4 separate regions of the Homo sapiens genome follow, and regions 2, 3 and 4 are each linked to region 1. A link is an interaction called in ENCODE POLR2A ChIA-PET data of the cell type or tissue named here. Cell type or tissue: MCF 10A. All regions are shown on one strand.

What was found. Peaks named below come from ENCODE experiments on the same cell type or tissue, not always from the same donor. Only the 100,000 strongest peaks of a DNase experiment are listed, where the experiment ranks them.
Region 2: POLR2A ChIA-PET joins it to region 1 with 13 read pairs; 3 of 35 experiments call an interaction of 5 or more read pairs at or near these places.
Region 3: POLR2A ChIA-PET joins it to region 1 with 11 read pairs; 5 of 35 experiments call an interaction of 5 or more read pairs at or near these places.
Region 4: POLR2A ChIA-PET joins it to region 1 with 11 read pairs; 3 of 35 experiments call an interaction of 5 or more read pairs at or near these places.

What each region holds. Positions count from the first base shown.
Region 1 is chr1:203,858,124-203,866,123 of GRCh38, forward strand. It overlaps SNRPE (small nuclear ribonucleoprotein polypeptide E), which reads left to right and starts at 3,476. Exons shown (of 5, transcript NM_003094.4): 1 at 3,476-3,590; 2 at 4,073-4,099; 3 at 5,540-5,602; 4 at 6,918-6,996. The coding sequence starts at 3,537. RefSeq lists enhancers at 3,258-3,552, 3,361-3,620, 4,006-4,581. In MCF 10A, a CTCF peak has its summit at 3,340 (motif pointing right); DNase peaks (open chromatin) are centred at 118, 2,368, 2,618, 3,388 and 1 weaker place.
Region 2 is chr1:204,395,239-204,403,238 of GRCh38, forward strand. It overlaps a transcript of PPP1R15B not described here. Among named protein-coding and RNA genes, the nearest start is that of PPP1R15B, 13 kb to the right of the region's middle. In MCF 10A, a CTCF peak has its summit at 3,487 (motif pointing left); a DNase peak (open chromatin) is centred at 3,443.
Region 3 is chr1:204,502,544-204,510,543 of GRCh38, forward strand. It overlaps TRK-TTT3-1 (tRNA-Lys (anticodon TTT) 3-1), which reads left to right and starts at 3,984; the gene lies at 3,984-4,056. TRK-TTT3-2 (tRNA-Lys (anticodon TTT) 3-2) reads right to left here and starts at 4,559; the gene lies at 4,487-4,559. RefSeq lists an enhancer at 3,929-4,845 and silencers at 4,017-4,096, 4,437-4,486, 6,638-6,932. In MCF 10A, a CTCF peak has its summit at 782 (motif pointing left); DNase peaks (open chromatin) are centred at 798, 4,048, 4,578, 5,318 and 1 weaker place.
Region 4 is chr1:204,512,147-204,520,146 of GRCh38, forward strand. It overlaps MDM4 (MDM4 regulator of p53), which reads left to right and starts at 4,260. Exons shown (of 11, transcript NM_002393.5): 1 at 4,260-4,363. RefSeq lists enhancers at 2,742-3,653, 3,514-4,713, 3,654-4,564, 4,003-4,132, 4,143-4,222 and 1 more. In MCF 10A, no CTCF peak of the experiment used is centred here; a DNase peak (open chromatin) is centred at 4,245.

The DNA.
Region 1 (8,000 bases):
CTTCTAGAGAAACCGTGTGGTGAGGGCTGAGACTACATAGAGATAGGGACCCAGCTGAGGCCAGTCTTCCAAAGATACACACCAAAGCCGTAGATATGTCTTGTGGAGCAGAAGAATCACTCAGCTGAGAACCTGCCCAAATTCCTGACCCATGAAGTCATGAATTATAACAAAATGGTTGTTGTTTTAAGCTACTAAGTTTTGGAATATTTCTTACACATCAGTAAAGACCAGAATAGCATTCTTTTTCAGGAACTCTACATATTAGTAAAATTAATCATTTTTCAGATGTAATGCAAACATATTTTTCCTAGATGTTTTGACTTTGTTTATTGTTTCCCTTTTTAGTCATGCATAATTTTATTTTTATGTAGTTGCATTTATCATTCTTTTTTTCCCCTAAAAACCAGCTAGAGCATACAATTGAGGAAAAGATAGAATTTTTAAGAAGAAGAGAGATGAAATAGCTAAGGTTGAACTTAAGAAATCACAAGGTCTATATGAAGACAACCAAAAACTTTTGAAAGATTCAAAGGAAAGTTTGAACAAATAAAAAGACATCATGTACTTGGATTTAAAAAAGTAATCCTGGCCAGGTTCAGCTAACACGTGTAATCCTAGCACTTTGGGAGGCCAAGGCAGGAGAATCACTTGAGGCCGGGAGTTCAAGACCAGCCTGGTCAATATAGCAAAACCCCGTCTCTACTAAAAATACAAAAAGTTAGCCAGGTGTGGTGGTGCACACCTGTGGTCCTAGCTATTCCAGAGGCTGAGGTGGGAGGATCGCATGAGCCCTGGTGGGGAGGTTGTAGTGAGCCGAGATTGTACCACTGCATGTCAGCCTGTGCCATATCAGGAGATCCTGTCTAAAAAGAAGGTGGGGGAGGGCGGTGGGGAAAAATAAATAAACACGCTGTCTTAAAGTCAGACAACATGACACTCTGTTGGGTTTGGGTGGGGGAATGATTTTTTTAAAGACTGGGTCTCACTATGTTGCCCAGGCTGGAGTGTAGTGGCTATTTATAGGTGCCATTACAGCTCACTGCACTCTTGAACTAGGCTCAAGCAGTCCTACTACGTCAGCCTCCCCTAGTTCTTGGGAATACAGGCCATGCCACAAAACCCAGCTAGGGAATCTTTTTTTTTTTTTTTTTTTTTTGACAGGGCCTGGCTCTGTTGCTCAGGCTGGAGTGCAGTGGCATGATCTCTGCTCACTGCAACCTCTGCCTCCCGGGTTCAAGAGATTCTCCTGCTTCAGCTTCCAGAGTAGCTGGGACTACAGGCAGGCACCATCAGGCTCGGCTAATTTTTAAATTTTTTGGTAGAGCCAAGGTCTCATTATGTTGCTCAGGCTGGTCTTGAACTCCTGGGTTCGAGCAAGCCTCCTGCTTCTGCTTCTCAAAATGCTGGGATTACAGGCATGAGCTCGCGCACCTGGCTGAAATTTTTTTTTTTTTTTCTTTGAGACAGAGTCTTGCTCTGTCACCCAGGCTGGAGTGCAGTGGCGCGATCTCGGCTCACTGCAACCTCTGCCTCCCAGATTCAAGCAATTCTCCTGCCTCAGCCTCCTGAGTAGATGGGACTACAGGCGCCTACCACTACGCCCAGCTAATTTTTGTATTTTTAATAGAGACGGGGTTTCACCATATTGGCCAGGCTGGTCTCAAACTCCTGACCTTGTGATCTGCCTGCCTCAGCCTCCCAAAGTGCTGGGATTTACAGGCATGAGCCACTGTGCCCAGCCCTGGCTGAAATTTTTTAAAGGAAATAGTTATCCCATGCATTTGCCAGCTTTGTGTAGTTTATTTATTTATTTATTCTTATTTATTTTTTTGAGACGGAGTCTCGCTCCGTCACCAAGGCTGGAGTGCAGTGGCATGATCTCGGCTCACTGCAACCTCTGCCTCCTGGGTTCAAGTGATTCTCCTGTCTCAGTCTCCCAAGTAGCTGGGATTACAGGCATGTGCTACCATGCATGGCTAATTTTTGTATTTTTAGTAGAGACAAGGTTTCACCATGTTGCCCAGGCTGGTCTCGAACTCCTGACCTCAGTTGATCCACCTGCCTCGGCCTCCCAAAATGCTGGGATTACAGGCGTGAGCCTGGCCGCTTTGTGTAGTTTAAAAATCACTTTCAACTCAACCCCTTTCTGAAGTCGTTATTACTATTATCCCCATTAAACAGAAGCCCTCAGAAAAGCTAATTTTGATTCTGCCATTTGCCCTAATCCGTGTTCCCTTAGGCAAGTCCTTTCAAAAGTCTAAACTTCAGTTTCCTCCTCTATAACATGTGTATGCCAATTAAGTGAAATCTCTGCCAGGCCACAAGCCATGACACAATGGAAAGGTAGGTGGACTTTGGGGTCAGGCACACCTACAAATTCCAGCTGCTCCACTTAGTAGCTGTGTTATCCAGGGAAGGACATGTTCTGACACTGGCTGACGCCTAACTGTGTGCACACATAGACAATTATTTCATTGAATCTTTAAGCCCCTGAGTAAAGTTAATCTTTACTATAATCTCCGTTTTGGAAACTAAGCCAAGACATGGCGAGGCTGAGTAATTTATCCTTGGTCACCAACTCTAAAAGAGCTGGATTTGCGCCCAGCATGTGGATTTCAGCGTCTTCCTGGTAAATCGCCACCCTCAGTTGCCACCTGAACAGTAACTCTCCACGAAATGGATGAGAATTGAATCCGTAACTGGAGGGAACCAGGCGTCTGGCTTTGGAATGCAGACCGCCTCTGGCCGACTGCCAGAGGTGGGAGGCCTGAAGTTTGGGCTCCTTGCCGCCCTACCCTTTCCACCACAACGCTGCTATCAAGCCTAAACTCCAGCAAAATAGGCTTTAGGAAAGGCACGAAATTAACTCATTTTACACATAGAGATACACACTGGGACGATTTTGGCTTTTCAAGCTAACTCAGAAAATGGAGATACAGGCCGGGCGCGGTGGCTTACGCCTGTAATCCCAGCACTTTGGGAGGCCGAGGCGGGCGGATCATGAGGTCAGGAGATCGAGACCATCCTGGCCAACATGGTGAAACCCCGTCTCTACTAAAAACACAAAAAATTAGTCGGACGTGGTGGCAGGCGCCTGTAGTCCCAGCTACTCGGGAGGCTGAGGCAGGAGAATCGCTTGAACCCTGGAGGCTGAGGTTGCAGTGAGCTGAAATCGCGCCACTGCACTCCAGCCTGGGCGACAGAGCGAGACTTCGCCTCAAAAAAAAAAAAAGAAAAGAAATTGGAGACAGGACGGCACTCCTCCTACCACGGCCACTATACAACCGAAGGCACCTCCTCCCGCCTCCCTCCAGGTGGCGCTGTAGGACCGGCCCACCTTCCACAGCGCAGACGCCTCAGTTTGGCCTCCCTCGGAGGCCATGCAGCGAAGAAACGTGACTTCATGGCTAGAGGGGCATTTCCCAGGAGCCGCCCATGCCGCCGCGTGACCTTCACACTTCCGCTTCCGGTTCTTTATTCCGGAAGTTGCTCTCAGAGGCAGCGTGCGGGTGTGCTCTTTGTGAAATTCCACCATGGCGTACCGTGGCCAGGGTCAGAAAGTGCAGAAGGTTATGGTGCAGCCCATCGTATCCTACGCAGGATGTCAGGACTAGGAGGTTCGGGTCAGAATACGGGGTGCGAAGGCGCAGGCTGAGGGCAGGCCTGGGATAGTGGAGTACGGATCCACATCCCATGAGCCCCCGGGGCTACCAAGACTGGAAGAAAGCGCGGGTAGTTGAACCGTGATGGTGGGGAGGTGGTCTTGGGGGGACCCCTGCCGTGGGGAATGCAGGAATGGACGCGGCAAAAGGAGGGAAGAGAACTTCAGGTGCGGAGTGAAAACGGGAGTTAACGGTTTTGGGAAACTCCAGGGGGATGAAAGTGGAATGGATGTTCTTTAGTCTTTAGAAGACCCGTAACGAATGCCCAGCTGGGCACTTGTTGTTTGCGTAAGCACCAGACCTCGCGTTTAGTAAACAAAGGTGAGACGGGAATAGCGTCGTCCGGTTGTTTCAGGAAGCAGAGTCTATGCTGCTTTTGTATTTTTTCCTTAGCCACTGTGGTGCAGAACCTCATCTTCAGATACTTACAAAATGTACGTAAGTTGCTTGTTTCGTAACTACTTTTTAAATAAGAGGTGAACTGATTTAGTTTTTTGTGTTAACCTGAGCGATCGCTGTGTTCTAGAATTTAAAAATAGATGTAACTGGAGATTGGAGGGTAATTGAGGGGAAGGAGTACTTAGAAAGCACTAATGTGATGAAGTGGTGTGTATCCATGCCACTTCCCAACATGCAAAGAATTGTATCCATTACTTTGCAAGATCAAAAATACTTTTTAATTCCAAAAAGTATTATTAGCAGACTTGACCATGGTATTTGGGCATCAGTAGTTTTGTTAGTAGTGATTATGGCTAGAACATTGGAACCTCTCCCCTTTAGGATGAAACATTGGAAGAAAAACCCAGCCAACTTAAACCATGTCAAGAGGTGGTGTGTTTAATACCTGTGGGAAAACTTAAAGACGAAAAAAGGAAGAGAGAAGGGGTAGCTTCAGAGGAGTTTAGTGGCAGCTGCTTTCCTTTGAGGGAAATTTTAGCAACTTAAATTTTATAGTGTGATAACACAACTGAAAAACATTAATTTCAGGTGATAATAATTCTTAACCACCTGAATTGAGGGCTCCTGTCCTAGTTGTTAGGTGTGTGACATGAGAAGGCTTTGTTTTGGAACTGGATTTTGCTGCAGGAGATAAGCCCTTGGTCATTAGAAATTACTGCTTTGTGCTATGCTGTCAAAAACTTTCACTCTTAATAGATTGAGACCAGAAGCAGTAAGAAATATTGAGTCCCAAAATCACAGGAAAATTATTAGCTTATACAGTTCCAATATAGAACTTATTAAATGAAAATTCTTTTTGAGGTTATTATTATTGGTGAATAATTCTTAGATATGGGCTAATTAGTTAAAACTTTTGACTTACATTCATTACAATTTTTTTAGGAGCCATATTTCTCTTGTCGTTTGACCAAAATGGTTAGGTTTTGTATACTTCAATTTTTTGGGGGGCGGGGGGCGGGGAGATCTTGCTTAATGTTGCGCAGGCTTATATTGAACACCTGGCCACAAAGCGAATTATTCCGCTTTGGCATCCCAAAGTATGGGAACGGTGTGAATCGAGGCACCTGGCCTGTTTTTCTTTTCTTTTTTTTGAGACGGAGTCTCACTGTGCCCAGGCTGGAGTGCAGTGGCGCGATCTCAGCTCACTGCAACCTCTGCCTCCCGGGTTCAAGCGATTCTCCTGCTTCAGCGTCCCGAGTAGCTGGGACTACAGGCGTGCGCCACCACGCCCAGCTAATTTTTTTTGTATTTTTAGTAGAGATGGGGTTTCACCATGTTAACGAGGATGGTCTCTATCTCTTGACCTTGTGATCCACCTCCCTCGGCCTCCGAAAGTGCTGGGATTACAGGCGTGAGCCACCGCGCCCGGCCCTATTTTTCTTTTTTTAACGTTTCCACTTTTATGATTATTTCAGAGATCGCGGATTCAGGTGTGGCTCTATGAGCAAGTGAATATGCGGATAGAAGGCTGTATCATTGTGAGTATCCAGGCGATTTCATCTCATAGCAGTTCGGTCGTAGAAAAAGACTTAACAGAAAGTGTCTAGCCAGAACAGTGTATAAAAAGTCAAAGATCCAACCTAAGGAAAGTTTTTCAGGTGCTGCTGTTTAGCCTTTTTTCATTGTTGATAGATAAGGATTGGGTAGTTTTTAATAGGGAAAATAACTTTTAATTCATTTTCTTTCCTCTGTCTATGTTGAGAAGAAAATTTGTATTTGATTTTTGAGAAAGGGCTTTGTTCTGTTGCTTAGGCTGGAGTGCAGTGGCACAATCATGGCTCGTTGCAGCCTCAACCTCCCGGGCTCAAGTAGTCCTCCTGCCTCAGCCTCCCAAGTAGCTAGGATCAGAAGCGTGCACCATCACAGCCTGCTAAATTTTTATTTTTTATAGAGATGAGGTCTCACTGTGTTGCCCAGGCTGGTCTCAAACTCCTAGGCTCAAGTGATTCTCCCACCTCAGCCTCTCAAAGTCTTGGGATTACAGGCATGAGCCACAACGCCTGGCTGAAAATTAACTTTTAAAAATTATTCGAAAAAAAAATATTGAGCGACAATGTTAGTATGGAGAGGGGGGACAAAATAAATGAAATTAGGGAGGGTGGGGTTATTTGTTGTGGGTTAGGTGATACCTGAATAGAGAGCTCAGTGGGGTTAGTTAAATAAGGCTTCTGGGATAGCAGGCTACCCTAAATTTTTTTTTTTAAGTTGGGGTCCGGCTCTGTCACCCAGGTGCTCTCAGCTCACTGCAATCTTGAACTCCTTGGCTCAAGTGATTTTTCCACCTCAGCCTCTAGTAGCTGGGAACTATAGGCATACACCACCAGGTCCAGCTAATTTTTAAATATTTTGCTGGGCAAGGTGGCTCACGCCTGTAATCCTAGCACTTAGGGAGGCCGAGCATGATGAATCACTTTAGCTCCAGAGTTCGAGACCAGCCTGGGCAACATGATGAAACCCTGTTTCTACCAAAAATACAAAAAGTAGCCAGGCATGGTGGTGCGCCCTGTAGTTCCAGCTACTTGGGGGGAGCTGAGGCAGAAGAATTGCTTGAACCCAGGAGGTCCAGCTGCAGTAAGCCGAGGTTGCACCACTGCACTCTAGCCTGGAAGACAAAGTGAGATCCTTTCTCAAAAAAAAAAAAAAAAAAAAAAAAACTTTGGGTGGAAGGTGGGGTGGGGCTTGAGAAGAGTGAATCTTTGAAGTTAGTTGGAGTTTTTATCTGCATAGGTATACTCATTTAAAATGGTTTGAATGTGATTTTCTTTGAAGATAACAGTTTGTTTATTTTTCTAGGGTTTTGATGAGTATATGAACCTTGTATTAGATGATGCAGAAGAGATTCATTCTAAAACAAAGTCAAGAAAACAACTGGGTAAGGATAGAAGTGGTCTTACAGAATTCTAGAAATATTTTATTCACTTGCAGAATTCAGTGACCTGCAACTCAGTTCATGTTTGAATTTATTTTGCATTTGAGAAGTTATTATTCAGAGTAGTAGTACACTTTTGAAATCATCCTCTACTACTCACTCCTCACCACACTCCATTTTGGCTTCTCCACCCAGAGAGCTCTCACCAAGGGAACCAAAGACTAGTGGTATTAAATCTAATGATCAGTACTAATCCTCATTTTATTAAACTCTCAACAGCATTTGGCACTGTTGGCTGCTCCCTCCTTAAAGCGCTTTGTTCCCGTGTCTGAGTGGCAGGAAAAACCCAAGTAGATTTTTCTGTTTCCTCAGTTGACAATAATTAACACAGAAGACTTCTGTGACCAGATGTATGGGCATATTTCCCCACACACCAAGCAAGCAATCAGTTCGGCAGTGGACATCAGCTCAGAGTCGTCAAGTTCAGTTCAGTTCTAACACTATCTACCTGAGATAGCGTCAGTTCCCAGAGGTTGAGGGCTCAATCCCCAAGATTGCCTTCCATGCCCCTCAGTCCTCCACCAGATGCTAATTGTCAGCTCCAGATTGTTTTACCTGTGCTTCTTACTGACTGGCTATAAACTGGGTCCCATGACCCCTCCGTTGGTTTGATTAATTTGCTAGAGCAGCTCACAGAACTCGGGGAAACACTTGTATTTACTGGTCTGTTATAAAGGATATTACAAAAAGTACAGATGAAGAGATGCGTAGGGCAAGGCATATAGGAAGGGATGCGAAGCTTTTGTGCCCTCTGCAAGCTCACCACTCTGGGAACCTCCACATGTTGAGCTATCAGAACCCCATTGTTTTCAGTTTTTATGTAAGCTTCATTATGTAGGCATGACTGATTAAATTGGCCGTTGGTGATCAGCTTAACCTTCAGCTCCTTTCCTCCTCCCCGGGTGGGAGGGTGGGGCTGAAAGTCCGACATCACTAATGCCTTGGTC
Region 2 (8,000 bases), 540 kb after region 1:
TTGTTAGGGAAAAACTTCTAAGACCTTTGGAAAAGCATGGACCATAGAAGAAAAAATTGATAAACTGAACTTCTGCAAAATTAAAAAAATTCTGCTCCCCAAATTACATAATTTAAAAAATAAAAAGGCAAGCCACAGACTGGGAGAAATATTTGCAAAATATAAAGGACTTATATCTAGAATATGTTTTTAAAGACACACACACATACACAAATCCATATAAATACTAACAATTTGGCTTAAAAAAAAGGACAAAAGATTTGAACAGACACTTGACTGAAGAAGGTATTTATCAATGCAAATAAACATGTGGAAAGATGCTCCATATCATTAAACACCAAGGAAATGCAAATTTACACCAAAATAAGATGCCACTAGAATAGCTAAACTTAAAAAGACTTACAATATCAAGTGTTGGCAAGGATGTGGAGCAACTGGAGCTCATACGCTGCTGCCAAGTAGTATAGCCACTTTGGAAAACTGTTTGGGAGTTTCTTATATAATTAGATATATACTTACCATATGATCCAGCAGTCTCACTCCTGGATTTATCAAAAAGCAATGAAATCATATGTCCACTCAAACGCTTGTACTCAACAGTTCATAGAAGCTTTATTCATAATAGACACAAATTTATATGTGCTTATATATGTATATGTTTATATGTTTATATATGTAGTCATGTTTATATAACTACACATATTTATCAAAACTCATTGAATTCATACTTAAACAAGCCAACTGTTTATTATCTAGTAAATGAACAAATAGTGGTATAATTATACAATGAAATACTACTCAGCCATGAAAAGGAATGGACTACTGATACACTCAACAGAAGGAATGGACTGCAGAGACACTCAACAGCACAGATGAATCTCAAAAGCATTACAGTAAAGAAGCCCACCACAGAAGGGTCCATGCTGTACATCCGATACCATTTTTCTGAAATTCTAGAAGAGCTAAAAGTGTTGAAAGCAGATCAAAGGCCAGACGTGGTGGCTCACACCTGCAATCCCAGCATGTTGGGAGGCCAAAACAGGCAGATCTCTTGAGCCCAGAAGTTCAAGACTAGCCTGGGCAACATGCCAAAACCTTATCTCTACTAAAAATACAAAAAAAAAAAAAAAAGCAAAAACAAAAACAAAAAAAAAAAAACAAAAAACCAGCTGGGTGTGGTCGCACACAGCTGTAGTCCCAGCTACTCAGGAGGCTGAGGTGGGAGGATCACCTGAACCCAGGGAGATAAGGCTGCAGTGAGCCGTGATCACACCACTACACTCCAGCCTGGGTGACAGTAAGACCCTGTCTGTCAAAAAAAAAAAAAAAGACAAAGAAAAGAAAAGCAATGGCTGCCAAAAGCTGGAGGTTGGGAAGGGGACCGAATACAAAAGAACATAAGGGAACTTTCTGGGTGATGGAAATGATCCATATTTTGATAGTGGTGGTGTTTATATGACTACACGTGTTTATCAAAACTCATTGAATTCATACTTAAAATGAGTGAAACTTATTGTAAATTATACTTTAATAAGTTAATAAAAAACAAGAAGTGGGTTGGGGAGACGTTGCTCAAAGGATACAAACTTTCAGTGAGGAGGAATAAGTTCAAGAGATCTACTGTACGACATGGTGACCATAGTCAATAACAATGTATTATATTCTTGCAAATTGGCCAGGTGAGGTGGCTCACACCTGTAATCTCAACACTTTGGGAGGCAGGAGGAACACTTAAGCCTAGGACTTCAAGACCAGCCTGGGCAATATAGGGAGATCTCGCCCCTACAGATAACTTAAAAATTAGCCTGTTGTGGTGGTGTGAGCCTGTGGTCCCAGCTACTCGGGAAACTGAGGCAAGAGGATTGCCTGAGCCCAGGAGGTTGAGGCTGAAGAAAGCCATGATCATGCCACTGCACTCCAGCTTGGCAACAGAGCAAGGTTCTGTCTCAAAATAAATAAATACATAAATAAATAATAAAATAAAATAAAATAAATAAATAAAAAGCCCAGGCGTGATGGCTCACGCCTGTAATCCCAGCACTTTGGAAGGCCAAGGCAGGCAGATCACCTGAGCTCAGGAGTACGAGACCACCCTGGGCAACATGGGGTGAAACCTGTCTCTACTAAAATACAAAAAATTAGCCGGGTGTGGTGGCACGCGCCTGTAGTCCCAGCTACTTGGGAGGCTGAGACATGAGAATTGCTTGAGCCCAGGACGCGGAGGTTACAGTGAGGCGAAATTGCACCACTGCACTCCAGCTTGTCTCAAATAAATAAATAAATAGAAAAAGGAAATTGCTAAGAGTAGATTTTAAGGGTTCTTACCACAAAAAAAATGCTAAGTATGTGAGGTAATACATGTTAATTAGCTTGACTTACCATTCCACAATGTACACATATTTCAAAACATCATGTTGTAGACAGTAAACATATACAATTTTTGTCAATTTAAAAAACAGAAAAGTTTAAAAAACAATGTCCTCAACCATCTTAGAAAACTGGATATGAATGGTATCCTGCATAATGAAGTGCCTTTCATAACGATGACAATGTTTCAGCGAACCTTAGGCTACCACTGGAAAGAGTAGTCATGACGACCTTACATCAACTGATTTAAAACTTTGGGTTTCAGGTCATCACTAATAATGCTAGCTTTTCAAAAAAAAAAAAATCAAATACTACAAATACAAAATAATGTAAACATTGAAGATAGACCTTTTCACATACAAAATTGCTTCTTTGAAATGAATTCATAAATTACTTGTTATGTCGGGAGGGAGCCTGTGTGTTGGAAAAAAGAGGCTATGGAAATTACCACTTGAGTTAAAGAAAAGTGTATCATGTGTCTAAAATACTCTGGTCACTGCGCAGACCCTTCCACCACAGAGGAAGAAAGGAAAGAGCAAATCACAATTAAAATTCAATGTGACTTGAACAGTGATAAAAAAGTATACAAGGGCCAAGTGAGGTGGCTCATGCCTGTAATCGCGACACTTTGGGAGCCCCAGGCAGTAGGATCTCTTGAAGCCAGGAGTTTGAGACCAGCCTAGGCAATATAATTAGACCCCATCTCTACACACAAAAATAATAAAATTAGCCAGGCAATGTGGTGCATGCCTGTGGTCCTAGCTACTTGGGAGGCTGAGGTGGGAGGATTGTTTAAGCCCAAAAGTTGGAGGCTGCAGTGAGCTATGACCGTGCCACTGTACTCCAGCCTAGGCCTGGGCGACAGCAAGACTCAAAAAAAAAATCAGTTCCTTTGTTTGTGTTCAAATACAAATCTTGGTTCTCCTATAAGAAAGAGCCCCTACTTCTGGGTAATTACCACAAAAAGGTGGAGTCACACTGGGCCAGGCAGGCCTGGAATGGGCAGGGCAGGGCAGTTTTCCAGCTTGTTTACACATTGAGGGACCCACCTCCAGGGGAGCAATAGCAACCAGATCTGTAATAACAGGTGTCCATCAGGCACTCCCAGATGGAAGATAACGCCATCTGGTGGAGACAACAGAGCATCACTAGAAACCCAAAGCCAATCTTCTGCCAAAGAGCTAAAACCCCTGGTGTGGTGGCAAGAATACTCTGGTACTCCAATGCAGCCTATTAATTCTGGGAAAGGAGGGTCTCAGTTGATTTGCTCGCATATTAAATTCATAAATTAACAATGTGTCTTATATTAATAATGACACTAGAATTAATGGATGTGGTATACCTAGCCAAATTGAAATTTGTAATTACTTTCTACAAATTTAGTTAAAGCTTACGGTAGCTTTTCTCTAAGGACATTTAAATTCTGTGATTCTACATCATCTGATGATTGTGGCACACTTGTTTCTGGTCAGACAAGGCTGTGTGGATGAAACTTCAATAAAGCTGATAAGAGAGGTGACTTTGGGAAAGCTATTAACTTGGCCAGGCCCAGTGGCTCACACATGTAATCCCAGCACTTTGGGAGGCCAAGGCAGGAGGACTGCTTGAGGCCAGGAGTTGCTATATGGGCAACATAGCCAGACCCCATCTCTATTTATATATATTAAAAAAAAGAGTCCAGGCGTGGTGGCTCACGCCTATAATCCCAGCATTTTGGGAGGCCAAGGCAGGCAGCTCATGAGCCCAAGAGTTCGAGACCAGCCTGGGCAACATGGTGAAACCCCATCTCTACAAAAAAATTAAAGTTAGCTGGGTGTGATGGCATCTGCCTGTAGTCCCAGCTACTTAGGAGGCTAAGGCAGGAGAATCGCTGGAGCCTGGGAGGCGGAGGTTCAGCACCAAGATTGCACCATTGCACTCCAGTCTGGGTGATGGGAGTGGAACCCTGTCTCAAAAAAAAAAAAAAAAGTTGTTATTCAACAAATATTTATTGACTATAGCATACCAGACACAGTTCTAGGCTCTGGACTCATAAACGACAAGATCCCTGTTCTCATGGAGTTTACAGACTAGTGAGGGTGGTGGTAGATGAGAAACAAGTAAAAATGTTAACAAGATGAGGGCAGAGTGAACATAATTTTAAAAGGTACTGTGAGAGAAAAAGGAGGGGTTGGGGGATAGAGTGATCAGAGGGCTCTTTGAGGTGATTATTTGAGATCCAAAGAGGAACTAGTCTTTCATGATAAAATGCGGTCTTAAAAACACCCACTTCAGAACATATATCCAGATAAGTCTTTTTCAAAACCCCTGGGACTCCTCTGGTTTTTGCCTTCAGAGCCCATTAAGAAAAGGAGGTATGGCTGGACCTGACGACTCATGCCTGTAATCCCAGCACTTTGGGAGGCCAAGGTGGGCTACTTGCTTGAGTTCAGTAGTTTGAGACCAGCCCGGGCAACATAGTGAGACCCTGTCTCTACAAAAAATAGGTGAGCAAAGTGGTGCACACCTATGGTCCCAGCTACTCGAGAGGCTGAGATAGGAGGATTGCCTAAGCCTGGGAAGTCGAGGCTGCAGTGAGCTGTGATCATGCCACTGTACTTCAGAGCCTGGGTGACAGTGAGACACTGTCTCAAAAAAAAAAAAAAAAGAAAAGAAGGCTTAACTCAAAGCAGCATTTACTATCACCTCTTTCTTTGACCCTGAATATCCTTGGAATGTTTCTGAAAGTTAATCCATCTTTTTTATTTTCAACATTTTTGAGACAGGGTCTCACTTTGTCGTGCAGGCTGCAGTGCAGTGATTCAATCACAGCTCCCAACTCAGCCTCCCAAGTAGGTGGGACTACAGGCATGCACTACCTTGCCCAGCTAATTTCTTTTTCTTTTTTTTTTTTTGTATTTTTTGTAGAGATGGTTTTGCCATGTTGCCCACACTGGTCTTGAACTCCTGGGCTCAAGAGATCCTCCCACCTTGGCCTCCCAAAGTGCTGGGATTACAGGCATGAGCCACCACCCCTGGCCAATCCAATCTTAAGTATAAATATTTACCCAACATTTTAGTGGGAAAATGTGCAGTGAGCTCTGTAGAAAAGTCAAGAACCGTGTGAGGTCCTTTCTTCTCGCATCTCTGGCAATTGTGCTCTTCTTTTGCTATTAAGTTCTTCATCCTTCTTCTTGGTAGGGATCTATAAAACAGTAGTGAAAATAAAATATTCAGCAAATAAAGGCAGGAGGAAACATAAAGGATATTACTGAGATAAAGGGGGAAGTATAAAAGATTACAAGAACAAAACCTGAAAAATTGTTCCAAAGCTGCTTCCCTTGTTGTACAGCTTTCCAGGCCTTGCGGCTCTCAGGCTCATTAGATCTCTAGGGTATCCTCCCCATGGGTCAAGCAACCTACTTTCCACAAACCTAGTTTCCCCTGTCTCTCTCTGATAAGATTAAGGCGTCTGCCAGTGGTGAAACACTGATGTAACTCAAATTGCTTACATGGTAATACATAACTCCTACTCTCAACTGCCTTCTCCGTTCCATGTGTAGAATGAGTTAGTTCTCTTTAAATTCCCTGATGTCAAACCTGTCACTGAAACATATTGGTTGAAAGCATCATAGGTCCTGCTTGATGAATCCTCAAAGTCAGCAGGGTTAGAAGAGATTTACGTATCCTCTTTATGATACCGATTATTATAGATCTCAATAGCATGCTGCCAACACAGACTTAAGTCTCGCTGGAGCACATCCAGGAAGGAAAAGATTGGTGTTTTGTGTTGATCACAAAACATTCAACTAAGTTCATAAGGAAAGATTCCAAATAGCTAACCTGTGTATCATTAAATAACTCTCAAAACCTCTTTTTACAGATAAAAGGAAATTAAGTCTCTCAGCTCAGAAAGGTACCCTGGGAAGCATTATTTTTTAATGTACCAAAAATGTCTTTGTACATCTCTGTATTAGATGCTTTTATAAACAACGTGCATTATGAGAAAAAAATGAAAATTTCCCATTTTTATTTTAAAAAGGTACAGAGAATAGAGTCCAAATGAAGTCTCCAAATGACAATATGCCAGAGAACACCAAATTCCCAAATCTGAGTAACTATCTAAATTTCTGAGGTCTCAGCCTGGACAACATGGCAAAACCCCATCTCTACAAAAAACAGAAAAATTAGCTGAGTGCGGTGGTGTGCACCTGGAGTCCCAGCTACTCAGAAGGCTGAGGTGGGAGAATCGCTTGAGCCTGGGAGGTTGAGGCTGTTGAGGCTACAGTGAGCCAAGATCGCACCAATGCACTGCAGCCTGGAGGACAGAGCAAGACCATCTCAAAAAAACAAGAAATTCTGAGGTCAGCAATTAAATATTTGCTTTTAACTTTCTACTAAAGTACAAAAGAAAAATAACACAATTTCTATGAAATATCAGGATAAGCATAGCAATAAATCTGGCTTAATGTAAATGTAGCCATTTTCACATATATTACTGGGGAATGGCAGACATGCTTCAATTAACCCCAAGATAGAAATAAAATTATAACCCGGGGATGTCAACTCAGTTTGTACTAAATATTGTTTAACTGCAACTAAATGTTAGTTTCTTTCCTTCCAGTTCAGAAATATATCTTAATAACTTTTCTTCATTATCCTTTCATCTTGAAAGTGCCTGAATTAAGAGTGCTATTATTCTTTCATCCATTAATAGGGTTGCCATAACCCAAATGCTTTCTTTTTCGGAGTAAAAATTTTTTTCTGATAACATTTATTCTTTTGAGACAGTCTCAATGATCCATATATCTAGTATTAAAGCATGATTCCATCTGACTTTATTTTTTGAGACAGAGTCTATCACCCAGGCTGGAGTACAATGGTGGAATCACAGCTCACTGCAGGCTTGAACTTCTGTGCTCAAGCAACCCTCCTGTCTCAGCCTCCCCAGTAACTGGGTCTATAGGCTAGGACCACAGGTGTGCGCCACCATGGGCCAGTTTTTTTGTTTTTTTTTGTAGAGGAAAGTGTCTCACTATGTTGCTCAGGCTGGTCTTGAACTCCAGGCCTCAAGCAATCCTCCCACCTCAGCCTCCCGAAGTGCTGGAATTACAGGCGTGAGCCACCATACCTGGCCCACTTTTGTAAATGAGAGATCATCATGATTTTACAATACCATGATTATCGTGATTAGTAACACACAAAATAGCCAGACACGGTGGCTCACGCCTGTAATCCCAGCACTTTGGGAGGCCGAGGCAGGAGGGTCACGAGGTCAGGAGATCGAGAACAACCTGGCCAACATGATGAAACCCCATCTCTACTAAAAATACAAAATTTAGCCGGGCATGGTGGCAGGTGCCTGTGATCCCAGCTACTCGGGAGGCTGAGGCAGGAGAATCGCTTGAAACCGGAAGGTGGAGGTTGCAGTGAGCTGAGATCGTGCCACTTCAATGCAGCCTGGGTGACAGAGGCTCCGTCTCAAAAAATAATAATAATAATAATGCACAAAACAGAGATTTCCCTGCTACTTAAGCACTAGGCTAAGCCCAGCATCTGAATGTTATTGCTTCTGTGAATACCCAGTTTAATTTTCTTTGCAGCAAAACTGAAAAGCTAGGGCCAATTTCAGAATCAAATCTTCAGTTTCTTAG
Region 3 (8,000 bases), 640 kb after region 1:
CAGCAGAAGTATCTGTCTACAGGTGACTGGATAAAAAATATGGGGTCCGGGTGCGGTGGCTCATGCCTGTTATCCCAGCACTTTGGGAGGCCGAGGTGGGCAGATCACCTGAGGTCAGGAGTTCAAGACCAGTCTGGCCAAAATGATGATGAAACCCTGTCTCATTAAAAATACAAAAATTAGCTGGGCGTGGTGGCAGGCGCCTGTAGTCCCAGTTGCTTGGGAAGCTGAGGCAGGAAAATCACTTGAAACCAGGAGGCAGAGGATGAGGTTGCAGTGAGCTGAGACCATGCCACTGCACTCCAGCCTGGACAACAAGGGTGAAACTCCATCTAAAGAAAAAAAAAAAAGAAACAAAGAAAGAAAATGTGATACATAAGGAAATCCTGCCATTTGCGACAACATGGACAAATCTGGAGGACTTTATGCTAAGTGAAATAAGCTAGAAACAGAAAGACAAATACTATATTATTTCACTTATATGTGGAATCCAAAAAAGTTAAACTCATAGAAACAGCAGAATGATTACCATGGGGCTGGCAGGTGAGGGAAACAAATAGATCTTGATCAAACAGTACAAATTTTCAGTCGTAAGATGAATAAATTTCGGGGATCTAACATACAGTACAGTGACTATAGTTATTAATAATGTATGGTGTACTTGAAATTTGCTAAGAGTGTAATCTCAAGTGTTCTCACCACACCACACGCACACAGTTTAAAAATAGTGGGAGAAATTAAATTTAAGAACTAGGAGAATCACCAAATATATAGAATCTGTGAGTTTAGCCTGCCCTCTAGTGGGAAAATTAAGTTCAACAGTCTGCATAAAGAAGCTTCAAGAAGCACTCCAGGAAGATTTTATGCTAAAGTACAAGATGGCACTTGTGGTGTTTTTGATGCAACATAAATGAAGCAAACAGATTCATTTCATGCTATTTCGGGTGGACTTTGCAATGTTAACAAGCCGATCTTTCAATAGCTCACCATTGCCTGTAGGATAAAATCGTTTGCCTTAGCCTGATGGAAGTGTAGTCTCCAATGTGACCTTACTCCTCTGTATCTCCTTCTGCTCCAACAAGATTAAGTTATTCCCCATTCTCTAAATACACCTTGCAGTCCCCACATTCCTTCCAGATTTCCTGTTTTCCTCCCTACTGTGCCTAGCTCACTGCTGTGGAAGCAGTGGGTAATGAGTAAGCAAATTTTAGATTGATTAATCCCATTCAGTTTAATTTTAAACAGCAGGTTTTGTTATCCCGGAAGAAAGGGAGTGTGATGTAACAAAGCCTTGGGGAGGAAAAAACTTGAAGACCCCTTTATCTATTCTTGCCCTTTTAAGGAGGCCTGGATAGACACCATTTCCCTTCCCTAAAATTTAAGTGTTATAATTTATTTCCACATCTCATTCATAGAAACAGTTCTAGCAGTTTTTCCTTATCTAACACAGTGGGTGCTGAAAAAAATATGTCTAAATAAATAAATGTCTGTGTTTTGCTCATTACAATTTCTTCAGTACACCTCTAACATTGTTTAAACTGTTTTACTGTTTAACTTGTTTAAACTGTTTAAACTGAAATATGATCATGCAGTTTCCCTGCTGAAAACTCAAGGGCCCAGCCACCCTTATTTTATAAACCCTGCTTTCCTGTCCATCTTCATCTGCCGCCACTCCACTTTATGTTGAAATTGTTTGTTTCTGTGTGTGTCTTCTTTCCTAGACTGTTAGCAGGACCCATGTCCTACTCATCTCAGACTCTAGGGCTAGCGCATAGCCTAACCTGTAATAGACGATCAGTAAATGTTTGTTGAATTAAATCACTCCATTCTGGCAAATTTTGAGTCTGTTCCTTCTAATCTTATTCACAATGGAAAAAAGTAACAGAATGGTAAAACTTTAGAATTACAAGTTATCTCGAGGCCATCTAATCAATTTCCCTTGTTTTATAAATGTGGAAACCCAGGCCTGCTCAGGATCACACAGTTTGTTGGTCTTTGTTCTGTAAGAATCAGACAATTGTAGGAAAGAAAAATTCCTCCAACTGAGGCTGAGCTATTTTGTTGTTCATTGTGTTCAGAAGCCACTAGTTCCCAGAAACTAAAATAAATTCCCTTATCAGTATTTGAAATTTCATAATCTTGTGTTCCACACCCCATGTGTCAGGGTTGATGAAATTTGATTTTAGGTGGCTGGGCGCAGTGGCTCATGCCTGTAATCTCAGCACTTTTGGAGGCCGAGGCGGGTGGATCACCTGAGGTACGGAGTTCGAAACCAGCCTGGCCAACATGGTGAAACCCCATTTCTACTAAAAATACAAAAATTTAGCCAGGCGTGGTGGCTTGTGCCTATAATCCCAGCTACTCGGGAGGCTGAGGCAGGAGAAACGCTTGAACCGAAGAAGTGGAGATTGCAGTGAGCCGAGGTCACTCCATTGTACTCCAGCTTGGACAACAAGAGCGAGACTCCGTCTCAAAGAAAAAAAAAAGAAAAGAAAAGAAACTGATTTTAGGAAAAACTAGGCTGATCTGGAGATTTGTATTCTTAATACCCTATGTTGCTCCCACTGGTGCACACTGCTTTGGGAGGATTCATCTTATGAGATTGTCTTGAAAACTGCAACTTGAGGCCGGTGCGGTGGTTCACACCTGTAATCCCAGCACTTTGGGAGGCAGAGGCAGGCGGATCACCTGAGGTCAGGAGTTCAAGACCAGCCTGGCCAACATGGTGAAACCCCATCTCTACTAAAAAAATTCAAAAATATTAGCCGGGTGTGGTGGCAGGCGCCTGTAATCCCAGCTACTCGGGAGACTGAGGCAGGAGAATTGCTTGAACTTGGGAGGCAAAGGTTGCAGTGAGCCGAGATCCTGCCACTCCATTCCAGCCTGGGCGACTGAGTAAGACTCCGACTCAAAAAAAAAAAAAAAAAAAAAGAAAAGAAAAGAAAACGGCAACTTGCCTGAAAGGGGAGGAAAGGCAAAATTCAATCTAAATTAAAGGTCTAAACTCCTTTTCCCGCAATCTTAATTCAGACCTTTCCACAATCACGTCTATTTTCTTATAGTATTAGCTCCTCTGTGCATGAATCAAAAGTGTCTTTCCTTCTTTTGTGCTAAGTAATACTTATCTAACAACTACATCATCTGATGAATGGAAATGTATTTTTCATTAATGGGAGAGATGTTGTAATCTAGTTTGGTAGAATAATTAAAATTAAGAGATCTTATCAGGGAAGTGCTAAATAGAAGGCAGAAGTATAATAAAAAGAGGTTGCTCCTTGGCACAGCTGCAAAGATTGAAAGAAAAAAAAAGAAGAAAGGAAGGAAGGAAAGAAGGAAGGAAGGAAAGAGAGGTTGTAACCCCATGTCTAAATTTTGAATATTCATCTTGGTTGCCCATTTTTCTGTCATTTACTACCATTAATTTCCTTTTAGAGAGTTTAGTAAATACTGGTAACTTATCAAACATGAAACAGCTGAAGAACACATGTTCTTCATGGAACATGTGTGAATGGAACAAAAAGAAAAGGAAAGGAAAATATTTGTTTTGCTTTATCTTGCTAAAACAAAAAACAAAAAAAACCCTTTAATTCTAATTAAAACCTAAATGTAGCTACTTAAAAGGAAGCAGGCCGGGCGCGGTGGCTCACGCCTATAATCCCAGTACTTTGGAAGGCCAAGGTGGGCGGATCATGAGGTCAAGAAATCGAGACCGTCCTGGCCAACATGATGAAACTCCGTCTTTTCCAAAAATACAAAAATTAGCTGGGAGTGGTAGCGCGCGCCTGTAGTCTCAGCTACTCGGGAGGCTGAGGCAGGAGAATCACTTGAACCCGGGAGGCGGTGGTTGCAGTGAGCCGAGATCGCGCTACTGCACTCCAGCCTGGCGACAGAGTAAGACACCATCTCAAAACTGAAAAAAAAAAAAAAAGAAAAAAAGGTAGCAACCTATATGGAGTGAACAGAAAGAGCTTTTCTTCGGGAGCGCCCGGATAGCTCAGTCGGTAGAGCATCAGACTTTTAATCTGAGGGTCCAGGGTTCAAGTCCCTGTTCGGGCGTTTGTAGTTTTCGTTACTTTAACCTGCTAAATTATCCCATCAAGTCCCAAGAGCGGACATCGTAAACCCTTACATTTCAAGTTGAATTCAAATCATTTTTCACTGGGTTCAGAATATGCTAGATAGACGTGTTTTCAGGGAGGAAAAAAAATGACTGAAAAGTCATTTAATTTCTTGGAGAGTATCGAGGTCTGGCACAGTGGTTTCCCAGAAAAATATTTGTTTTTTGATGGCTCATAATTGAGAAAGGAAGAAAAAAACTTAAAAGCAAGCACCTTGTGCTCTCACCACAAAAAAAGGTATGCGAGGTAATGCATAACCTTATCAGTTTGATTTAATCATTCAACAATATATACGTATTTCAGAACATGGTGTTATACACCATAATGTGTACAATTTGTATTTGTTCATTGAGGAAAAGAGAACAAGACGCCCGAACAGGGACTTGAACCCTGGACCCTCAGATTAAAAGTCTGATGCTCTACCGACTGAGCTATCCGGGCTCCCGTAGACAACAGCTTGTTCTGCCGTTTCTTACATAAGAATGAGGACCCTTGAGTGATTGCATCATCCACACTGTGAGACTGCTTTAACGCCAAGAAAGTTCGTGATTCGTGCGTAAAAGGAAAAACAGAAGGCCCAAATTCTGCGCCTTTCACCAGCATCACCAGCTAATTTAGAATTGCGAGATATTTATGCGCCTAGTAAGCATGATTAGGTAGGCTTTTTTTATTTGTAGTTAAATAGGTTCAGGATTAAAAGAATGGCGAGGTGTCACTTTTGAAGTGCTGTAATAACCTTCGATCTATTTTACCATTGATAACAGAATGGGCATCAGTGCTAAAACCTATCCAATAATAGAAAAAAATGAATCTGTCTAAGAGACTATGAATATGCTGTTCTGAAGCTATCGGGTTGCACTGTGCGGTATAAAGTGAGAGAAAGGAAGGATGGTGAGGTTATCCAATAGGTCGCCTGAAAGCATCCAAGTTGTTTTTTTGTTTTTGTTTTTGTTTTTTTTGAGACGGAGCCTCCCTCTGTCGCCCAGGCTGGCGTGCAATGGCACGATCTCTCGGCTCACTGCAACCTCCACCTCCCGGGTTCAAGCAATTCTCCTGCCTCAGCCTTCCGAGTAGCTGGGATTACAGGCGCCTGCCACCATGCCCAGCTAATTTTTGTATTTTTGGTAGAGACTGGGTTTCATCGTGTTGGCCAATCTGGTCTCGAATTCCTGACCTCCGGTGATTGGCCCGGCGCATCCAAGTAATTTTAAGGGGCGCAAACTCTGGAAGAGTTCACCAGCAGCGACCTTGGGGGTAGAAGCCCTACTAAGCTAGAGAGACAGGAAAACTGAACATGGCATTGAAGAGAGATTGTTTTGATCTTGGCATTGGAGGTTCTTCCCTTCCGTAGCCATCAGTAATTTGAGCACTGCCCTTTGCTATGGAGCTGGTGTTGAGAATGACCACGGTAGAGCTTTGAGAGTGGGACAGTAAAGGTCTTTGTTAGCTGATGTTACTTCACCTTAATTCCATCCTTAACCTCTTTCGGGGTGATTGCTCTGGTCCAGCAATTCCACTTTTAGGAATTTGTCCTGAAGAAATAATCAGAGGTGACGGGGCGCGGTGGCTCACGCCTGTAATGCCAGCACTTTGGGAGGCCCAGGAGGGCGGATCACGAGGTCAGGAGTTCGAGACCAACCTGATCGACATGGTGAAACCCCGTCTCTACTAAAAAATACAAAAAAGTTAGCCGGGCGTGGTGGCACACTCCTGTAATCCCATCTACTCAGGAGGCTGAGTCAGGAGAATCGCTTGAAGCTGGGAGGCGGAGGTTGCAGTGAGCCGAGATAACACCACTGCACTCCAGCCTGGGCGACAGGGAGAGACTCTGTCTCAAAAAAAAAAAAAAAAAAAAAAAAGAAGAATCAGGGGTGTACAAAAAGATCTGACTACAGGAGAGATCGTCACGGCATTTTAATCAGAAACGAGAAAAATAGCTACATAAATTATGGTACGGCCTTAATTATTATGCAGCTATTAATAATCATGTTTCGGAAGAATAGGATTTGGGAAAAAAATAGAAAACATTTTTAAGTTAGGAAACATTTCAAATCAATAGGGTTTTGTTTGTTTTGTATTTTCAAGAAAAGGGTGCATATATGTGCACTGAAAAACAAAGGATAAAAAAAGACAACAAACAAAGGATAAATGCTTATACAAAACCTGGGTTCTGAAGTTAGGTGCTCTATTTGAATCCTGACTACCATTGTGTAACCTTGAGCAAGCTATTTCTCTGTGTGTCAGGACAATAGGATGACTGTGAGATTTAAATAATATAGTATATAGACATTGTTTGCAATAGTGTCTGACATGTAATAAGCATTCATGGAGGCACATAAAGATTTAATGGCAAAGATGTAACAAGAACAGATCCTATGGATCCTGCTCTTTCAACCTTCTGTGACACCATTCACCTTTCAACAAAGAATTAACATATTTGATTGAAGTGGAACGAGATGTATAAAGCTGATTTTTAAGGCTGGGCACGGTATCCTAGCACTTTGGGAGGCCGAGATGGGAGGACTGCTTGAGGCCAGGAGTTCGAGAGCAGCCTAGACAACATAGCGAGACCTGCCCCCTCCTGCCGCCACCCTCCCCCCACATAATCAATCAATAAACTGGGCGTGGTGGCACCTGGCTGTGATTCCTGCTACTGGAGAGGCTGAGGTGGGAGGATCGCTCTTGCCCAGGAGTTCAAGATCAGCTTGGGCAATGTGGTGAAACTCCCTCTCTACAAAAAAATACAAAAATTAAAAACTAGCCGGGTGTGGTGGCGTGAGCCTATAGTTCCAGCTACTTAGGAGGCTGAGGTGGGAGAATCGCTTGGGCCCAGGAGGTGGAGACTGCAGTGAGCCAGGACGGAGTCACTGTGCTCCAGTCAGGGCACTGTATGTTGGATCTGCATGTTACAACATGCCCTAAGTGTGAAAAGCAAATCTTTCTAGCTGGCCCTAAGTGTGAAAAGCAAATCTTTCTAGCTGGCCCTTTGGACCCTTGAAAAAAGAAAAACAAATCTTTGGAACTTTTAGAAGAAAATATATGAGAGTATCTTTATGACCCAGAGATGGGGAAGAATCTCTTACATAATAAATTTTTAAAAAGCACAAAACATAAGAAAATTAACAAATTTTATTTCATTAAAAATTGTTAATCAAAGACAATGTTTAAAAAGTGAAAAGCTACATACGTGAAGTCATTATTTATAACATATATAACCAAGAAGGATTAATATCCAGATTATATGGAAAACTCCTACAAATCAATAAGTAAAAGACAAGCCTACCGTGGTGGCTCACGCCTATTATCCCAGCACTTTGGGAGGCCAAGGTGGGTGGATCACCTGAGGTCAGGAGATCAAGACCAACCTGGCTAACACAGTGAAACCCTGTCTCTACTAAAAATACAAAAAATTAGCCAGGCATGGTGGCGGGCACCTGTAGTACCAGCTACTTGGGAGGCTGAGGCAGAAGAATTGCTTGAACCCAGGAGGCAGAGGTTGCAGTGAGCCGAGATTGTGCCACTCCACTCTAGCCTGGGCGACAGAGCAAGACTCTGTCTCAAAAAAAAAAAAAAAGTAAAAGACAATCCCATAGAAAAATGGGCAAAAGGTCTGATTAGGCAATTCATATATAGGAACCTTAAGTCAGCGGGGTGTGGTGGCTCATGCCTGTAATTCTAGCACTTTGGGAAGCCAAGGCAGGCAGATCACAAGGTCAGGAGATTGAGACCATCCTGGCTAACACGGTGAAACCCCATCTCTACTAAAAATACAAAAAATTAGCCAGGCACCGTGGCGGGTGCCTGTAGTCCCAGCTGCTCAGGAGGCTGAGGCAGGAGAATGGCGTGAATTCAGGAGGCAGAGTTTGCAGTGAGCCGAGATCC
Region 4 (8,000 bases), 650 kb after region 1:
AGGTCAAGAGTTTGAGACCAGCCTGGCCAACATGGTGAAACCCTGTCTCTACTAAGAATACAAAATATAGCTTGGCGTGGTGGCGCGTGCCTGTAATCCCATCTACTCCGGAGGCTGAGGCAGGAGAACTGCTTGAACCCTGGAGGTGGAGATTGCAGTGAGCCAAGATTGCGCCACTGCACTCCAGCCTGGGTGACGGAGCAAGACTCTGTCTCGAACAACAACAAAATTAAATTAACCATAACTACACGGTTTAACAGCACTGAACTTCACAATGCTGAGCAAAAATGTAAGTTGCAGTAGACCACATATAGTTTGATGCCATTTATAAAAATTTTAAAAGCATAAACAGATTTTTAAGGAATATATACACATATAAACTCTAAAAGTCTAAAGAAATGCATGGCAGGGGTACATACCAAATTCAAGATAGTGGTTCCCAGAGGATGAAGAAAGGAGATACCATAGAGGTGACTACAGGGAACTTCTTTGTATGTGTATTGTTCTTAGGAAGAGGAATGGGAAAAGGGACATCATATTCTTTTTTTTTTTTTTTTTGAGACAGAGTCTCACTATGTTTTCCAGGGTGGAGTGCAATGGCGCCATCTCAGCTCACTGCAACCTCCGCCTCCAGGGTTGGAGCGATTCTCCTGCCTCAGCCTCCCGAGTAGCTGGGATTACAGGCATGCACCACCACACCCGGCTAATTGTTTTGTATTTTTAGTAGAGATGGGGTTTTGCCATGTTGGGCAGGCTGGTCTTGAACTCCCGACCCCAGGTGATCCGTCCGCCTCAGCATCCCAAAGTGCTGGGATTACAGGCCTGAGCCACTGCGCCCAGCTGGGAGATCATATTCTTTATACCTTTTGATATGTATAAAGTCATTAATTATATTTTTTTTTCAGAAAGGCTATAGACCAATAATACTGACTTTTAATTTTTTTAAAACTAGAAGGGCCATAAGAAATGGCTGAATTCAGCCATTTTGTTTTACAGATTAGGGAACTGAAGACCGGAAACCTGTGTAACTTCTTCTGTTTTCTACAAATAGCTAGACTAGAACCCAGATTTCCTGTCTTTTTATTCGAATCAATGGTTTGTGAGCATAGTTCTTAAAGAAGGAAGTGGTGATCACTCAGTTGAGTTTTTAAGCCAATTTCCAATTTCATTTCTTTCTTTCATTTCTTCTTTTTTTTTTTTTTGAGATGGAGTCTTCCTCTGTCGCCCACGCTGGAGCGTAGTGGCACGCGCCTGTAATCCCAGCAATTTGGGAGGGTGAGGCAGGAGAATCGTTTGAATCTGGGAGGCGGAGAATGCAGCGAGCTGAGATCGTGCCACTGCACTCCAGCCTGGCAACAGAAGGGAACTCCGTCTCAAAAACAAAACAAAACAAAACAAAACAAAATAACCACACACATAGAATTAGCTGGGCGTGCTGGCGGGTGCCACCTGTAGGATTATAAGATTACACCTGTAATCCTAACACTTTGGGAGGCCAAGGTGTGGGGGAGGATCACTTGAGGCCAGGAGTTCAAGACCAGACTGGGCGACATAGTAAGACCCTGTGTCTATTTTTTTAAAAAAATTAGAAGATGAGCAATTACTCACAAATCAGTGTCAACCACGATGGGAAAAACTCTATTCTTCACCATGGCCTCGTCAACATATTTATCAACGTTTTGTTTTTTTTGATTGACTGAGATAGAGTCTGGCTCCATCACCCAGGCTAGAGTGCAGTGGAGCAATCTCGACTCACTGCAATCTCCTCCTCCGGGTTCAAGCAATTCTCCTCCCTCAGCCTCCCGAGTAGCTGGGATTATAGGCGCCTACCACTGCACCCGGCTAATCTTTTTTGTATCTTTAGACAGTGTTTTACCATGTTGGCCAGGCTAGTCTCGAACTTCTGACCTCACGTGATCCACCTGCCTCGACCTCCCAAAGTGCTGGGATTACAGGCATAAGCCACTGCGCCGGGCCCTCGAGATTTTAAATGAAGACGAATTAAAGATGTTGGTCAATATTTTGCCCAAATTGAAAAGGCTTATCTCTCTTAACCTAGAGGAGGTTAACTGCAGCTCATCAATCATTGCACTTACCACATTCTTTTTACCTGGACAGTCTGATTCCTCCACTAGACAGATTTCAGGTCTTGTTTTGGAATCCTCTAGATTGGTGCTTGGCACAAGTAGGATGCTCAGCTAATTAATTTTTTTTTTTTTTTTTTTTTTTTTTTTTTTGTAGAGATGGTGTTCTCGCTTTCTTGCCCAGGCTGGTCTTGAACTCCTGGGCTTAAACGATCCTCCCACCTTGGCCTCCCAAAGGGTTGGGATTACAGGTGTGAGCCACTGCACCTGGCCTCAACAAATACCTGTTGATCTCACACAAACTGAATTGCATGAACAGATCATATTCCAAGGCTCCAGGAGACATTAGGAAAGGATCCAAACTAACCAGATGCTATTTAAAAGTTACAAAAAAAAAATTCCTGTTGAAAGTTTTAAAAAATACTAATTGCACAAAAGGACAGGGGAAATAGTTGACAGTGGTTCACCTAAAAAAGCACCCTTGACCTTTTTTTTTTTTTTTTTGTGAGTGAGGTGGTTGCAGATTTCTATGAAAAAGAAGTTAATTCTTCAGCTCCTTAATGGAACCCTGGATCTCCCAGCTATGCAGGAGGTTATGCTAGAAGTAGAACAAAGCGGAATGTACAAATTTAAGGAAGGTTACTGCCCTGTGTTCTTTTGCATGGGTCTGTATCTAGCATTGGGAGCCAGGTTTTGTTGTTGCTTATTGGGAGAGATAAGAATGGTATATACACAAATAACTAAAAAAAAAATACGTGGTAAATGCTAAAAGACAGGTGCAAAGAACACTGAGATGGAGCTTTCTTGGGTTACACAGCCAGTTTTAATGTTTCCTAATATAGAAGAGCTTTCAACAAACCTCTCAGGCAGGCTGTCTTCAAATGACATTACTTCCCCCAAATACCTAATTTCATTTATTTCAGAACAACTCTAAATGTTAGAGGATTTTCTGAGCTTAAAAATACTGCCTTGTAATTTCTATTGGTTTTAGTTCTGCACTTTGGAGAAGAGAATAAGGCTCCGTTATTTCCAATATTATACTATTCAGTTATTTGAAGACAGCTTCCAATTTCTATGCTCAACCCTTTCCCTCTTTTTTTTTTTTTTTTTTTTTGAGATGCAGTTTCGCTCTTGTCGCCCAGGCTGGAGTGCAATGGCGCTATCTCGGCTCACTGCAACCTCCGCCACCCGGGTTCAAACGATTCTCCTGCCTCGGCCTCCTAAGTAGCTGGGATTACAGGTGACCGCCACCATGCCCCGCTAATTTTTTGTATTTTTAGTAGAAACGGGGGTTTCGCCATGTTGGGCAGGATGGTCTCGAACTGCTGACCTCAGGTGATCCGCCCGCCTCGGCCTCCCAAAGTGCGCTGGGATTACAGGGGAGAGCCACTGCGCCCGGCCTCCCTCGTTTATATGCAGGTTAAAAACTCCCTTGAGCCTTCAACTATTTCTTTTTCTTTTTTTTTTTTTTTTTTGAGGAGTTTCGCTCTTGTTGCCCAGGCTGGAATGGCGCTATCTCGGCTCACTGCAACCTCCGCCTCCCAAGTTCAAACGATTCTCCTGAGTAGCTGGGATTACAGGCATGCGCCACCACACCCGACTAATTTTGTATTTTTAGTAGAAACAGGGTTTCACCATATTGGTCAGACTGGTCTCGAACTCCTGACCTCAGGTGATCCGCCTGCCTTAGGCCTCCCAAAGTGCTGGGATTACAGGCGTGAGCCACAGCGGCTGGTGCTTTCAACTATTTATTTGACATGGCTTCAAGCTTCCTTGCCACCCTAGTGCCGCCATCGCTCCGTTTCCCTTCCCTACCACCCTTGGGGAGTAAGGGTGAGGACTGGGGAATGGCAGAGGAAGCGTAGTTTTTCCGAAGAGCTGAAGGCAGCCTGTGATTATGACCTTAGCTCTTCCTCTTCTCTGTTTTCTGATCTCCTAATACACGTCTGTAAATATCACAAGACCCTGCAAGTCCCTCACTTATTATCTCTTCAAATCTGACGACTTTCAACCGTTCGGGCCCCACGACTCTCTCCCCGGACTAGGATCTACTCTATGGTAGTGAGCTCAGCCTTTCTAGCTCTCTAGTCCTCCCATTGCTCCATCTATGGTTTCCGGAGGCCTCACCGGAAGCCCTCGTGTGAGGCCGTGTGGGAGGCCGGAAGTTGCGGCTTCATTACTCGCCATTTCAAAATGCTGCCGAGGCCCTAGGATCTGTGACTGCCACCCCTCCCCCCACCCGGGCTCGGCGGGGGAGCGACTCATGGAGCTGCCGTAAGGTGTGGCTCTTGGCCTTCGTCGGCGGGGTGCCGGGAGCGGGAGCTGGAGAGTGAGGAGCAGGCGGCCGTACCGCCAGTTGTGCGGGTAGCGGGCGGGAGGAGCTTGAGAGGTGGGTCGGGCGGCGTGGGGAAGGCCGCGCCAGGCGGAAGAAGGGCTCGGGGGGAGGGGAAGAGTTGTGGGATGAGGGCTCGCGGAAGATAAAAGTGGAGGTGGGGTGACGTGAAGTAACTTTGGCCAACAGGTGACAAACCTAAAGTCGACGTAGTTGGATTGAGTTTAACTGGACACAACATTTGAGGACTGTTGAGGCAATTTGGAGAAAGGAGGTGGGAGAGAGGGAACCGGGTAGAATGACATTGACGTGTCTTAAGTTTTTAAGTTAGTTTTTAGGTCTGCGGACAGTCTACCTTAGAGGCACTTGAGTGCTTGTTTGAAAATGCTTGTTTTGGCTTGGCGCGGTGGCTCACGCCTGTAATCCCAGCACTTCAGGAGGCCGAGGTGGGTGGATCTACCTGAGGACAGGAGTTCGAGACCAACCTGGCCAACCTGGTGAAACCCCGTCTCTAGTAAAAATACAAAAATATTAGATGTGTGTGGTGGCGCATGCCTGTAATCCTAGCTACTCGGGAGGCTGAGGCAGGAGAATCACTTGAATCCGTGGGCGGGGGTTGCAGTGAGTCGAGATCGCGCCACTGCACTCCAGCTTGGGCTACAGAGGGAGATTCCGTCTCAAAAAAAAAAAAAGAAAAAATGTTCGTTTTGGGGCCACACTGAAACCTACAGACAGTATCGAGATGGGGCTCAGAGAAATATATTTTAATGAGCACACCTCCCAGTGATTTTTGTATACCTTAAAGCTTGAAAACCACAGGTTTTTTTGGTTGTGTTTTTGTTTTGTTTTTGTTTTTTTTGAGTGGAGTTTCGCTCTTTTTGCCCAGGCTGGCGTGCAGTGGCGCGATCTTGGCTCACTGCAACTTCTGCCTCACGGGTTCAAGTGATTCTTCTGCCTCAGCCTCCCGGGTCGCTGGGATTACAGGTGTGCGCCACCACGCCTGGCTAATTTTGTGTTTTATTAGAGATGAGGTTTCACCAGGTTGGCCAGGCTGTTCTCGAACTCCAGACCTCAGGTGATCCGCCCACCTCGGCCTCCGAAAGTGTTGGGATTACAGGCGTGAGCCACCGTGCCCGGCCGAAAACCACAGTTTAAAAGCAACACCCGGAGAAAATGCTGCAGCTCTGTGCTGTTGGCACGTGGAACTAGTATCTGTCAAAGATACTTGGAACCTCTTGGTGTTAAGTATTACTGTATCTCAGTTTAGATTTAGTCTTCTCTCTCCTCATACATTTTTTTTTTAATAGATGGGATTTCGGCCAGGCCCAGTGGCTCACACCTTTAATCCCAGCACTTTGGGAGGCCAAGGGGGCAGGTTTGCTTGAGTCTCGGAGTTCGACACCAGCCTAGGCAACAAACTGAGCCCCATCTCTGCAAAAAATAAAAAAATCAGTGTCATAGAGCGAGCTTCCAGTCCCAGCTACCCAAGAGACTGAGGTGGGAGGATTGCTTGATCCCAGGAGGTAAAGGCTGCAGCAAGCCGGGATGGAGCTACTGCACTCTAGCTTAGGCGACAGCGCGAGAGCCTGTCTCAAAAAAAGAGATGAGGTCTCACTGTGTGCTCAGGCTGCAGTGCAGTGGCTATTCACAGGTGTGATCATTGCACACTACAGCCTGAAACTCCTGGACTCTAGGGATCCTCCTGCCTCAGCCCTCCGGAATAGCTGGGACTACAGGCACAGGCCACCGGCTGCAGTTGGTTTTTTAAGATTCTATAACAATCGTTAATCTTTAATTAAAGATTTAATCTTCCCAGTTTAATCTTCCCACTTTAATCTTCCCTGCCGTCCCAGGTCCTGTAGAACACCTACGTTCTGGATTTGACTTATTAACTGCTTGCTCTCCATTTTCCCTAGTAACTTGCAGTTAGTAGGTAGGTCTAGATTTGGATTATTTATCTTTTGGTCAGGAATACTTAATAGGTGTTGTGCTAGTTTCTTGTTGCTTCATAATCAAGTAGTATATGGTGTGTGAATGACCCTCTTTTAGTGATAAGGTTGGGGATGGTGGAATGGTCAGCCTACTCCACGTGTTTTCTTTCCACCCCAACCTTTCACTCAGATGGCTTTAGCATCCCCTACCCCTGCCACTGGAGTGAAGTGGTATGATCTTGGCTCACTGCAACCTCTGCCTTCTGGGTTCAAGCTATTCTTCTGCCGCAGCCACGCAAGTAGCTGGATTACAGGCGTTGTGCCACCACGCCCAGCTAATTTTTGTATTTTCAGTAGAGAGAGGTTTTCATTATGTTGGCCAGGCTGGTCTTGAACTCCTGGCCTCAATCTGCCTGCCTTGGCCTCCCAAAGTGCTGGGATTACAGGTGTGAGCCACTGCTTCTGGCCTGGAATCTCGTGATGACTGTTGAAGAGGTGACATTTAACCTGAGACTTGAAGGTTTAGGATGAATCAGTTTTGTACAAAACTCACAGTGCTCCAAATGAAGGGACGATTTGTGCAAAGGCCCTGTTTGAGAAACTAAAAGATCAGGGTGGCTGAGGCTCAAGATACGACTAAACAGTGCAAGATAAGAGTGAAAATGTGCTGAGGGGATAGACCACGTGTTTATCTTTACAGCAATAGCAAGCTGTTGAGCAGGGCCTGACACTATAGGATTTTTTTACTTTTTAAAATGCTTTTGGCAGGCTGGGCCAAGGTGGGCGGATCACCTGGTTGGGAGTTCGAGACCAGCCTGACCAACAAAAAGAAACCGCGTCTCTACTAAAAATATAAAGTTAAAGTTAGCTGGGCGTGATGGTGCATGCCTGTAATCCTAGCTACTCGGGAGGCTGAGGCAGGAGAATCGTTTGAACCCAGGAGGTGGAGGTTGCGGTGGACCAGGATCGCTCCATTGCACTCCAACCTGGGCAACAAGAGCGAAACTCCGTCTCAAAAAATATATGTATATGAAAAAGAAAAATACAGTGGTTGGATTAAAGAACATTGGCCTGGCATGGTGGCTCATGCCTGTAATCCCAGCACTTTGGGAGGCTGAAAAGGATTGCTTTAGCTCAGAATTTGAGACTAGCCTGGGGAACATTAAAAAAACTAGCTGGATTAGGTGGTACACGCCTGTAGTCCCAGCTACTCCAGAGGCTAAGGTGGGAGGCTTGCTTGAGCTGGGGAGGTTGAGGTTGCAGTAAGCCATGATCACGGCACTGCAGTCCAGCCTGGGCGACAGAGTGAGACCTTGTCTCAAAACATCTATATCTATTCTGTAATTTATTCCATCTGTAATGTTATGGAATCACAGATGGAATAAATAACAGAACGGATACAACTGAGGAATGAATTAGAATTCTAGAAGGAGAAAATCTAGAACAAAGAAAGAGAAAAATATAAACGAAAAACTAAGAGATAAGAAAGAACTACCATTTTAGGCTGGGCGCGGTGGCTTATGCCTGTAATCCCAGCACTTTGGGAGGCCGAGGCGGGCGGATCACGAGGTCAGGAGATCGAGACCATCCTGGCTAACATGGTGAAACCCCGTCTCTACTAAAAATACAAAAAATTAGCCAGGCGAGGTGGTG